Regions from separate parts of the Homo sapiens genome. Here region 2 is linked to region 1. The links are chromatin contacts, found by Hi-C in ENCODE. All regions are on one chromosome and are shown on one strand. The core of a region is the stretch at or near the end of the contact, and the rest is flanking DNA. Distances in the headings are between cores, read along the strand shown.

What was found. Hi-C counts contacts between places; a loop is a spot of excess contacts on that map. Pooled maps may share reads with other maps.
Region 2: a loop to region 1 is called in a map of naive thymus-derived CD4-positive, alpha-beta T cell, with 6 times the contacts of the local background. The contact joins the enhancer-like site here to the promoter of MAP3K7 in region 1. A Hi-C loop is called at or near these places in 1 of 168 maps with a recorded cell type or tissue (naive thymus-derived CD4-positive, alpha-beta T cell), 1 of 37 single-sample maps with no recorded cell type and 7 of 50 pooled maps.

The regions. Positions count from the first base shown.
Region 1 is chr6:90,583,911-90,589,573 of GRCh38, reverse strand. MAP3K7 (mitogen-activated protein kinase kinase kinase 7) reads left to right here and starts at 2,502. Exons shown (of 17, transcript NM_145331.3): 1 at 2,502-2,810. The coding sequence starts at 2,691. It overlaps LOC124901363 (a long non-coding RNA gene), which reads right to left and starts at 2,780. Exons shown (of 2, transcript XR_007059680.1): 1 at 1,619-2,780. RefSeq lists silencers at 2,370-2,566, 2,563-2,682.
Region 2 is chr6:89,296,331-89,301,926 of GRCh38, reverse strand. It overlaps GABRR2 (gamma-aminobutyric acid type A receptor subunit rho2), which reads left to right. Exons shown (of 9, transcript NM_002043.5): 2 at 2,062-2,168. It also overlaps the pseudogene TUBB3P1. Among named protein-coding and RNA genes, the nearest start is that of GABRR2, 16 kb to the left of the region's middle. RefSeq lists enhancers at 3,208-3,277, 3,704-4,013, 3,399-4,598. Within about 2 kb of position 2,991, at least 17 of the 41 ENCODE cell types and tissues checked have a DNase peak (open chromatin) inside an H3K27ac peak, as active enhancers do.

The DNA.
Region 1 (5,663 bases), core at 1,253-3,752:
GACTTCAAGGAATTTACTTAAATAGTTTTGATATGTATCCGGAAACGTGTGGAGACACACAGACTGGTGACTGAAGTTGACATGAAATTCTGAGGTCAAGTTTCTATCCTTAATTCATGAAAGTTAAAGGAAATGCAAAGTCAAAATTGAAGTGAACTGAGAGAGGTTCAGCTCCCCTCCATCATTCCTCTGCATTTAAACTTTATTACTTAGGATTATTTGGTTACAAGTGACAAAAATACAACTTGGACCAGCTTAAATGAAATGGTAATTTACTAGCTCACATAACCAAATCACAGAATGTAAGAGATGGATTGGACCTTGGGAATGACTGAACCCAGAGACATAAACACTGATGAAACTTTCCATCTATTACTAGAAGCTAGGGAAAAGGCGCAGGCAGACAAAAAAGAAAAAAGTAATCTGCAAGCAAGTTGGACAAAAATTGATTTTAGACTGGCATCAATATTAGAAGTCCAAATCAGTGGATAAAACATAGAAGTGTTGGGGTAGAAGATATTCAAAATCATGTAATCAATTCACTTTGAAATGCATCTAGCAAAATGGTAGATGGATGTAAATATGGATGGAGAGATGAGATGCACATATGTATATTATGATAAAGCAAGTATAGTAAAATGTTAAAGGTAGAATCCTGGTGGTGGGCATATAGGTGTTCACCATAAATTCTTTCAACTTTTCTCTATATTTGACATTTTTGTAACAAAATTTTGGGGGGAAAAATCAAGCAGGAGAACTGCATCATGGCTGTGGTAATTAATTAGTCCTTTGTCAAGATTCCAGTCCTAAACTGAAGGTACAGGAAACATATCTTACACTCCAGGGAAAGGGAGGACTGACAAAAGCTATTCATTTGTACAGAATATCTAAGTATTTATTGAGTTCCCACCTGGCAGCAAGATCAAGGTGTTAAAAGGAAATCGGATATAGACCTGCAGAGTTATAGCACAAGGTAAGAAGTGACCATCCTTGTTTGGAAATGCAAGGGGAATGACAGGTGAAAATGACTGTCCCACTGATTATATCAGCTTCTACTGGGTATCAGTGCACCACGCATCATTTCACATGCCCTGATTTCTCACTTGGACAACCAACTGGGTGATGGCATCCTTAAGTGACATAGGAAAATAACATAGGAATATATTTGTGGTGGGTGACAACTTTTGAATTTGCTGTGGTATCTTGAAGTTTAGGTGTTTGTCTAAGTAGAGATGACCAATAGGTCCAGAATTCAGGAAAAATCTTGAGTATTTGGAGATTAGGAGTCATCATTATAAAAATAGTATGAGAAACAGAGACCTTGGGTAAGAGCATGCAAAGAGAGAGTGTACAGTGAAAAGAAATTATCGTTTCTTTCATTTTTTTATCCACTCATCAAACTGTCACTGCGTGTCACTAGAACTACGAATAAAAAGTGACAGAATGTTTCCCAGGAGTTTGTAACTTCTTGATGGTCAAATCCAATGATCTATTTGCAATCCCAAATGTGTTTAACATAATTCCACAGTTAGGCTTTATGTCAAACGGACTATATAAAATTCAACAGTTAGTTTAAAACTAAAACTTGTGCTGGTAGTACAACATGAGCAATACTGACCATCTTGGGGACAGAATGATCTAGTTTGTGAGGACCATAATTGCTTTAAACTCTCAGCGTGTTTTCTCATGTCCTGAAAATGGTGACAAAAATATTCGATTTTCAAGGCGACTGTTGATGATTCATTTACCAATCTAAAGCACTAGTGCCCCGCACTCGTAATCCATAACTTGAGATGAACACACCAAATTATAAATATCTTATTCACCTAATCCGTGGAAAGTTTGTAACACCAAAATATTAACTTCTGTTCTTGATCACTCAGCCTCCATAGTTATTCATGTTGCATGATCTGATTCGCTCTTTTAGAATTTCTCATAGCGTCAGGTACTAGCTCAAAATAACAGGAGCAACTGCTTCTTTCCATATCCCACATTGAGGAAAACACATTTTGCAAGCCGTCTTAAAGAAACAGGTCAACTTAGTTTAGGGATGAAACTTAAAAGTAAGCTTCGTCACAAAAAACACAGTTCAACACCACCTCGCCCGGCTGCAGGCAGCTCAGAGGACAGGAAGTGAGGCCAAGACATATTTCACGCAGCACAGACTAAACCCCAGCTTTTATCTTTCCCGCTGGTCCTTAAGGGACCAACCGTACTGATTTTCCGTCATGTTCCGCGCCACTTCCGTTCGCGCACTTTAATTACGTCAGGCGTCCTCTCTCGCGGTATCATCCGGTTGCTGAGGCCCTGTAATAAAGGTCTCGCGAAATTTGTTCTAGAGGTCCAAGTTTGCTTCTTAGCTTACTCCACCCCACCCCCAACCTGTCCCTCCTTTTCTTTCCAAGTCACAAAATTCTCCCCTCCCCTACCCCGGAGTTTACGGCCCTCCTCCTGTTTCCGATTTCAGCCCGGAACCGGAAGTGTAGTGGGCGGGGCCCGTCGGCGGAAAACGCAGCGGAGCCAGAGCCGGACACGGCTGTGGCCGCTGCCTCTACCCCCGCCACGGATCGCCGGGTAGTAGGACTGCGCGGCTCCAGGCTGAGGGTCGGTCCGGAGGCGGGTGGGCGCGGGTCTCACCCGGATTGTCCGGGTGGCACCGTTCCCGGCCCCACCGGGCGCCGCGAGGGATCATGTCTACAGCCTCTGCCGCCTCCTCCTCCTCCTCGTCTTCGGCCGGTGAGATGATCGAAGCCCCTTCCCAGGTCCTCAACTTTGAAGAGATCGACTACAAGGAGATCGAGGTGGAAGAGGTGAGCGAGGCCCGGCATGGAGACGCCGGTCCCGGCCTGCCCCGCCCCCGCCTCTGCCTGGTGCCGGCTCTGAAGGTGCCTCCCGGGGCCCCTCTAATTCGCGGGACCCTGCGGGGTCCACCCGGGAGACCCCACAGCCCTCAGTAACGTGGGAGTGGGGGTTACTCTCTGAGCTCAACTGCTCGGGAGTAGCTGCCTTTTTTCCTCTCTTGGGTACTCTTGATTTTGGATTTGATATTCCGGTGATAAACAGGAGAATGAACTGGTGAGATAGTGTGGTCCACCAGTTCTCGTATCTGTAAGTAGTAGTTTCAGCGAAGATCGTAGCCGTTCTGGAGTTTCAGTCCGCTGGACGTAATGTTCTTTTTTTTTTTTTTTTTTTTTTGAGACGGAGTCTCGCTCTGTCGCCCAGGCCGGACTGCGGACTGCAGTGGCGCAATCTCGGCTCACTGCAAGCTCCGCTTCCCGGGTTCACGCCATTCTCCTGCCTCAGCCTCCCGAGTAGCTGGGACTACAGGCGCCCGCCACCGCGCCTGGCTAATTTTTTGTATTTTTAGTAGAGACGGGGTTTCACCTTGTTAGCCAGGATGGTCTCGATCTCCTGACCTCATGATCCACCCGCCTCGGCCTCCCAAAGTGCTGGGATTACAGGCGTGAGCCACCGGGCCCGGCCGGACGTAATGTTCTTAATGGCCAAAGATTGTATTATATTCGACTTCTACTTCAGTACCTGGCATGTAGGGGATGCTCAATAAATGCTTGTTAAATTAGTAGATCATCAAGTCTAATAAAGTGTTTCCCTTAGCACCGAATGGTTCTCAATTTCTCCGATACCGCACAGCAATACTCGTAATGTTTAAATGCTCGGCTTTCAGTTGGGCTAATGTAGGTGAATTTCACCATAAGTAACATAGACTGGTCTACGATCAAAAGATGTTTCAAGTAGCATATTCTGAAGAGATAACGAATGATTTCGGTGACAATCAGAATATAATATTAGACTAGAAATCGCTATCAGAAAACCCATATCCTTTCTTTATTCTGCAGTAATTTATTTTAGAACAAGATATTTCAAAGTGACTTTAAAGCGTCGTTTTTCAAATTAACAGGTAAATTGGGTTCTAATGACTATAAAATTTAGAAAAGTAAAAACTGCATATATATTTTTTAAAGACACTTTAGAACTTGTTAAAAACTTTGGTTGAAAATACTATCTCTTACCATTTATTTGCCATTTTTTAAATTTATTAAGCACTTTGCGTTATATAGTCCATGAAAAACCTAGTGAAATATTATAGATTGTCAACGAGTTATGTCTACTTTAAAATTCTAAAATTATTTTTAAGTGTCAGCAAGTTCAAAGTAGTGAGATAACGTTCAACAAATAAATTTTTTTTCCTGTGCATGTTTTGGAAGAGTAATGGATTACTGAATTATATATGTTTTATCACATAAAGTAACTTTAGAGATTATTGAGAATATCCTCATTTTACAAGATAATATGGTGGAAAGAGCAAGGTCTTTGGAGTTAGAGGAAAGTTCAGTGTATCAGATATGCCATTTATTAGCTGTGTGATTTGGGGCAAGTTTCCTAACCCCTTTGAATTTTAGTTTACTCTAAGAAAGGGCTAATAAATTCTGTTTCATTTTATCTGCATAACAGATCTTAGTAGACATTATATGCAAAACACCTACCACAGGGCCTGACACATATTAGGAAACCTAGTTCCAGAGAGGAAATGTGACCTGCTTTAAGGTCATATGGCTAAAAGAAGACCTGTATTTTGAAAAGAGGGGGAAATGTTTTTAGTTTCTTTTTTTTTACATTGAGGCTATGATAAATTCCTTTTCCAGAAGTGGATAGTTGATGCAGCTTTCATGGCTAATATTCTTTTTTAAGAATAAAAATTCAGTGAGTCAGTATACAAGAATTGCAGTTTTTAAATAAGCGTTTACGTCTGCTCTGTGGTGAATTGCTATGCTTGTAGACTACAAATTGTTATATAATAATAACTTGTGCTTTATGGTCTACTAAATGCTTTCACAAACTTACTTCATTTGGTTCTTACAACCTTAGTTTTTGAATGCTACTTTCTAAAGCTTTTTACATTCTTGATTCAGGGAAAAACAAATTACTAAGGAGGTAGTTATCATTTTGATGTTCTTCCCCTAAAGCTATTTCGCTTCTGGTTAGGTTTCTGTGTTTCCAAGACCCTTCTCTCAGTTTAGATAATGTTTCAATCTTTGTGTGTATGTGGGTGTGTGTGTGTTTAGGAAATTTCTGGGAGTAGGTTTTTGTTTTTAGATGAAAATTTGTTTCTAATATCAGGCAGTCATTTGGGTTTTTTGTTTGTTTTATTCCCTTTCATGTTTAATACTTAGTTCATTTTTGCATTAAAGATTGAATTTGGACCTTTCTGATATTGAAAGCATTACATAATTTCCATCATCTTCTTCATTTGCATACATTAAACCAGTGTTACACAATCCAGGGTGAACCATGAACACTTATTAGCTATTTGTCAACTTAGATTACACTTCCAGTTCAATTGTAAGATAAACAGAGGAAGATGACCAGAAACAAAAACTATTTTATGTTGCTTCCAATATTTTATATTGTATGAGAATATTACCTTCTAAATTAAGAAAATCATGTATTTCTCAATGTAATTGAATTGTATTATATCAATATAATTAGAAACTGTAAAAAAAATAATAATTCAACTACAGGCCAAATATGCAGCCATTTAGTAGATACATATTTCTAAGACATTAGCTGATCTTGCATTTCTAATATTGTAACTCAGTAGTATTAGTTTGGCACATCTTAGATTCAATTCAATTCAGTCAAAT
Region 2 (5,596 bases), core at 1,742-4,241, 1.3 Mb after region 1:
GCTGATCTGCTCCAGCTCCAAGTCCGAGTTCCCCACGTAGTTGCCGCTGGGGTCTATGCCATGCTCATCACTGATGACTTCCCAGAACTTGGCCCCGATCTAGTTGCCGCACTGGCCGGCCTGAATGTGCAGGATCTCCCTCATACTGGGCGTGTCTGGCAGGCGGCTGCGGACGGGCAGGCGGGCTGGGCTGGCTGCTGACATCTCTGATTTCTTTGAGTGGTGTTTTTGCAATTCTCATTGTAGAGATCTTTCACCTCCCTGGTTAGCTGTATTCCTAGGCATTTTATTCTTTTTGTGGCAATCATGAATGGGATTTCATTCCTGATTTGGCTCTAGGCTTGACCATTGTTGGCATATAGGAATGCCAGTGATTTTTTACATTGATCTTGTATCCCAAAACTTTGCTGAAGTTGTTTATCACCTGAAGGAGCTTTTGGGCCAAAACTATGGGGTTTTCTAGATACAGAATCACATCATCTGCAAACAAGAATAGTTTGACTTCCTCTCTTCCTATTTGGATGCCCTTCATTTTGTTCTTTCTTGATTGCCCTGGCCAGGACTTACAATACTATGTTGAATAGGAGTGGTGAGAGAGGGCACCCTTGTCTTGTGCTGGTTTTCAAGGGGAATGTTTCCAGCATTTGCCCATTTAGTATGACGTTGGCTATGGGTTTGTCACATATGTATTGAAGTGTGTTTCTTTAATACCTAGTTTATTAAGAGTTTTTAATAAGGAGTGTTGAATTTTATCGAAAGCCTCTTGTGCATCCATTGAGATAATAATGTGGCTTTTGTCTTTAGTTTTATGTGATGAATCACATTTATTGATTTGCGTATGTTAAACCAAACTTGCATCCTGGGATTGAAGCCTACTTGATTGTGGTGGATTCACTTTTTGGTGGGCTGCTGGATTTGGTTTGCAAATATTTTGTTGAGGATTGTTTGCCTCAATGTTCATCAAGGATATTGGCCTAAAGCTTTCTTTTGTGTGTGTGTGTGTTTCTGCCAGGTTTTGGTATCAGGATGATGCTGGCCTCATAGAATGAACTGGGGAGGAGTCCCGCCTCCTCAATTTTTTGGAATAGTTTTAGTAGGAATGGTACCAGTTCTTTGTACATCTGGTAGAATTTGGCTGTGAATATATCAGGTCCTGGGCCTTTTTTTTTTTTTTTTTTTTTGGTTGGTACGCTATTTATTATTGATTCAACTTCAACTTCGGAGCTCATTATTGGTCTATTCAAGGAATCAATTTCTTCCTGGTTCACTATTTGGTTTGGGGTGTGTATGTGTCCAGGAATTTATCCATCTCTTCTAGGTTTTCTAGTTTGTGTACACAGAGTTGTTCATGGTAGTCTCTGATGGTTATTTGTATTTCTGTGGGGTCAGTGGTAACATCCCCTTTGTCATTTCTTTTTGTTTTTTTTTGCGACAGAGTCTCACTCTATCACCCGGGTGGCGCAATCTCCACTCACTGCAACCTGCGTCTCCTTGGTTCAAGTGATTCTTGTGCCCTAGCCTCCTGAGTAGCTGGGACTACAGGTGTGTGCCACCATGCCCAGCTAATTTTTGTATTTTTAGTAGAAATGGGGTTTCACCATGTTGGCTAGGCTGGTCTCAAACTCATGACCTCAAGCAATCTGCCCACCTCAGCTTCCCAAAGTGCTGGGATTACAGGTGTGAGCCACTGCACCTAGCCCCCTTTCTCATTTCTAATTGTGTTTATTTTGATCTTCTCCCTTTTCTTCTTTATTAGTCTAGCTAGCAGCCAATCCAACCATTTTCATCCAATTATAGCCTTTACCAAGGTAGAATGTTGTCCTGCCCAGGAGGGCATCCACTTTCAGAAGGCTCCAGAAGAACCTGGTCCTCAGGTCAGTCTACCTGTGAGGATCTGGCGTGTGTGTGGAGGGTCCTTCAGCCCTCCTTCTCCCCTGGGCCAAGAAGTAGAATGGAGAAAAGGTACCTAACAGGTAGATCTTGCAGGGAGTAATAGCCCAAATCATCTCACTCAATGCATTGAAGAGCCGATGGAAAATAGTTTCTTGCTTGTCTTCACAGTCACTTATATAAGAAGAACCTTGATGTGACCAAGATCCGGAAGGGAAAGCCTCAGCAGCTTCTCAGAGTGGACGAGCACGACTTCAGCATGAGACCCGCCTTCGGAGGTAGGACTGTTCTTCCTTGATGCCAGGTGGGAGGTTGGCCCCAGGGATGTGATGTGCTGCCCTCTCTGGCTCCCTCTGGCACAGCGCTTCCTCAGATGGTGCAATTTTCCCACTCACATAAATCTGACTCCATTTCCTGAGTCCCTAATTTTCCCAAGGAGAAAAGAGCAGGAAGTAGTGGAGAGGGCCGTTGACTAAAGAGGGCCCACCAGTGACTAAGCCATTTACATTCACAAAGGAGACAGGCCCTGCAGCTGCCAACTTTTTTGTCCTACAAATATAAGAGCAGGCAAGGAGAATCAGGACACAAAATAGCTCCTCTGTCATTTTTATAGAGGAAGAGGCCCATGAAGGCAGAGGTGCCCAGGATCCTCAAAAGTCCTAGTGTGGCCCTCCCTCTGCACTATTTTGGCATGTGTGTGTGTCTGGGTGTGAGTGGAATTCTGAACAAGGCATTGCAACTTTGTTGCCATGACTACCTGGGAGTTTGCTGTTTTGATGGAGTCACCTGTTTTCCAGTGCAGCAACAAGAGCTTAACTCATTACAAAGATTTCTTGCACACCTGCCCCCAAAGGTGCTCTGTTAGTCTTGGGGTCAGGGAGGGGAGGCATGGCCAGTGGGTGTCCTTCCCAGGAACTAGAGAAATGCTATGGAGAAGGTGGACAGTGTCTTAGTCAGTTCTGGCTTTCACACAAAACACCATAGATTGGGCAGTTTATAGACAATGGAAACGTATTTCTCATGTTTCCAGGGGCCGGAAGTAAGATCAAGGTGCCAACAGTTTCCATGTGTGCTGAGGGCCCACTTTCTGTTCATAGACGGTGCCTTCTCACTGTAACCTCACATAGTGGGTGGGGCAAGGCAGCTCTCTAGGGCCTCTTTTCTAAGAGCACTAATCCCACTGGTGAGGGCTCCACCCTCAGGATCTCATCACCTTCCAAAGGCCCACTTCCTAGTACCATCCCATTGCGGGTTAGGATTGCAACATACACATTTGTCAGGGACATAAACATTCAGGCCATAGCAGCTGGGAAAGGAATCAGTCATCTGCTCTGACTAGGCAGAGAGTGGGGTAAGAATAGCAGAATGTATGAGATCCCTGGGCCAACTTTCCTCTCCTCTTGGGGAAACTGAGGCACCAAGAATTTCAGTTGATGAACCTTGGCCAAGACAGACCCAGGCGGGCTGGCTTCCCTTTTTCCTTTTTCTCTGCCCTTGATCCTCTAGTAGGTCCTATCATTCTGGGGCAGTAAAAAGGAGTAGCTGTGACCTCCAGGCAGGTCACCAATCCTTTGAGCCTCCATTTGTTTGTTTATAAAATGGGGAGAGTAATCCCCACATATGGGGTTGTTGTCCAGATTAAACAAGATAATGTATGTAAAACCCCTGACAGACATTTGTTCCTGTCCCCTCTGAAAAACCCAGCTGCCAGACCTTCCTCTTGTGTGACTGTTAAGGGATTAAGAAATTAATTTATCCCAGAAGCCTATGCATTTTAAAAGGCCTCAAAGCCTCCCACTAAATTCCCTGAGCTCTGACACCTGCTAAGCAGAAGGAGAAAAGCAGGTGGCAGATTACAGGCCTGTGACTCATCTCCCTTCCAACCGCAACCTGATTGACGCCCACGGAAGGTCAAGAAGAGGCCACCATATTTCTGGTAGCTCTTGGGTTTCCTCGGGGATTCGTCATGGGCAAGCCTGCCAAGGAATTTTACGAAAATAAAGTTATACTAATAAGCAGCTTTAAAATAGCTACATCTGCTCCAGGAAGTCTAAGCAAGGCGTCCCCAAAAGCAAGAAGCTCCACTTTTCTTGCACAGCAACAGTTAAGAGCATAGAGGCGTACAGTGGCTAGGAAACACAATAACCAACAATAACATGCATGACAACTACCACTTTTTTTTTCGAGACGGAGTTTCACTTTGTCACCTAGGCTGGAGTGCAGAGGCGCAATCTCAGCTCACTGCAACCTCTGCCTCTCAGGTTCAAGCGATTCTCCTCCCTCAGCCTCCTGAATAGCTGGGATTGCAGGCATGCACCACCATGCCTAATTCTTTTGTATTTTTAGTAGAGACAGGGTTTCACCATGTTGGCCAGGCTGGTCTTGAACTCCTGACCTCAAGTGATCCACCCACCTCAGCCTCCCAAAGTGCTGGGATTACAGGCGTGTGCCACTGTGCCCAGCCACAACTACCACTTTCATAGGGATTTTTTTTTATGCCAGGCACCATTCTAATCAAGGTACATATATATATGTAATCTTATTTTAATCCTCTCATCAGTTCTACAAAGTAGATACTATTATTGTCCCCAGATGAGGAAACTGAGGCACAGAGAGGTGAAGTAAATGTCCCAGGTCAGCTGAGGTTGGACCCCCCTCCTAGCTGGGTCCCTTTCTTGTCTCCTACTTGCATGTCTTGGCGCAGAGCTGACATATTCATTAGGCGGCATAGGCACACTGCCTGGGGCCCACAACAAAATGTTTTTGCTTTATCTTAAAATAAGAAAAACAAACTTTTAAGCAGAAGTTGTTTTAATATATACTATTAATATGTTCATCATTAAACCAACACAATCATAAAATATGCTTTTTGATATTTTTTTATAGAGGAAGAGGCCCATGAAGCAAAAGTGCCCAGGGTCCTCAAAAGTCATAACGTGGCCGTGCCTCAGTGTGGTCTTTTGTGGGTGTGCACCGAGTGTGGGTGCTATTCCGAACAATGTGTTGTACCTTTTTACCCAAGGCTAGTGATGCTATCAGGAGCCTGGGCCATCACCTGGTCAGTACCTTCAGTATGTAGAAGAAGAGCCTGGGGTCCAAGGAGTTAGGTGATGGCCACCGAACAGCCAGAGGCAGAACTTAGGTTTCTTTTGTGACATCAGCTGCAAAAGCGAAAGCCTTATGAAAATGCTCCCACCAGGAGCTAGCTCTTGGAACGGCAGATGAAATCCTGCCATGTTCCCAGAAACCCTGACTCTGAGCAGAATGCTGCAACACGCCACAGTCCCCATCACGCTGCTCCTTCCTCAAGCCAGTTCCAGGAGGAAAGTGGACTCCTTGTGGTGTGACCACTGCATCTGCTGGGCCCTTCTGTGGGGCCCTCCAGAGCGTAGAGGGTCAGGACTGCTCCCTGCCCCTGCCTGGGTAAGCTTCTGACCCTGGGGAGGGCTCTGACTTTGGGGAAGCTGCTAAGGAAAGAGGCATCACCTTCCATAGAAGTCAAGATCTCAGCCACCACAGTATAGGTGGGGGCCACTCCTCCTTCCTTCCAAGCCTCCTCCCCATGGCAGTTGGTCCTCTGGGCACCTGTAATCTCCTGCAGGGCTTTCCTGGATGCCCAGATGTCACTTGGATGAAACGGGGGGAGGAGAGCACATAGTGAGGTACCAGGGCTCCCTGCCTCCATGAGTCCATAAATAAGACACCC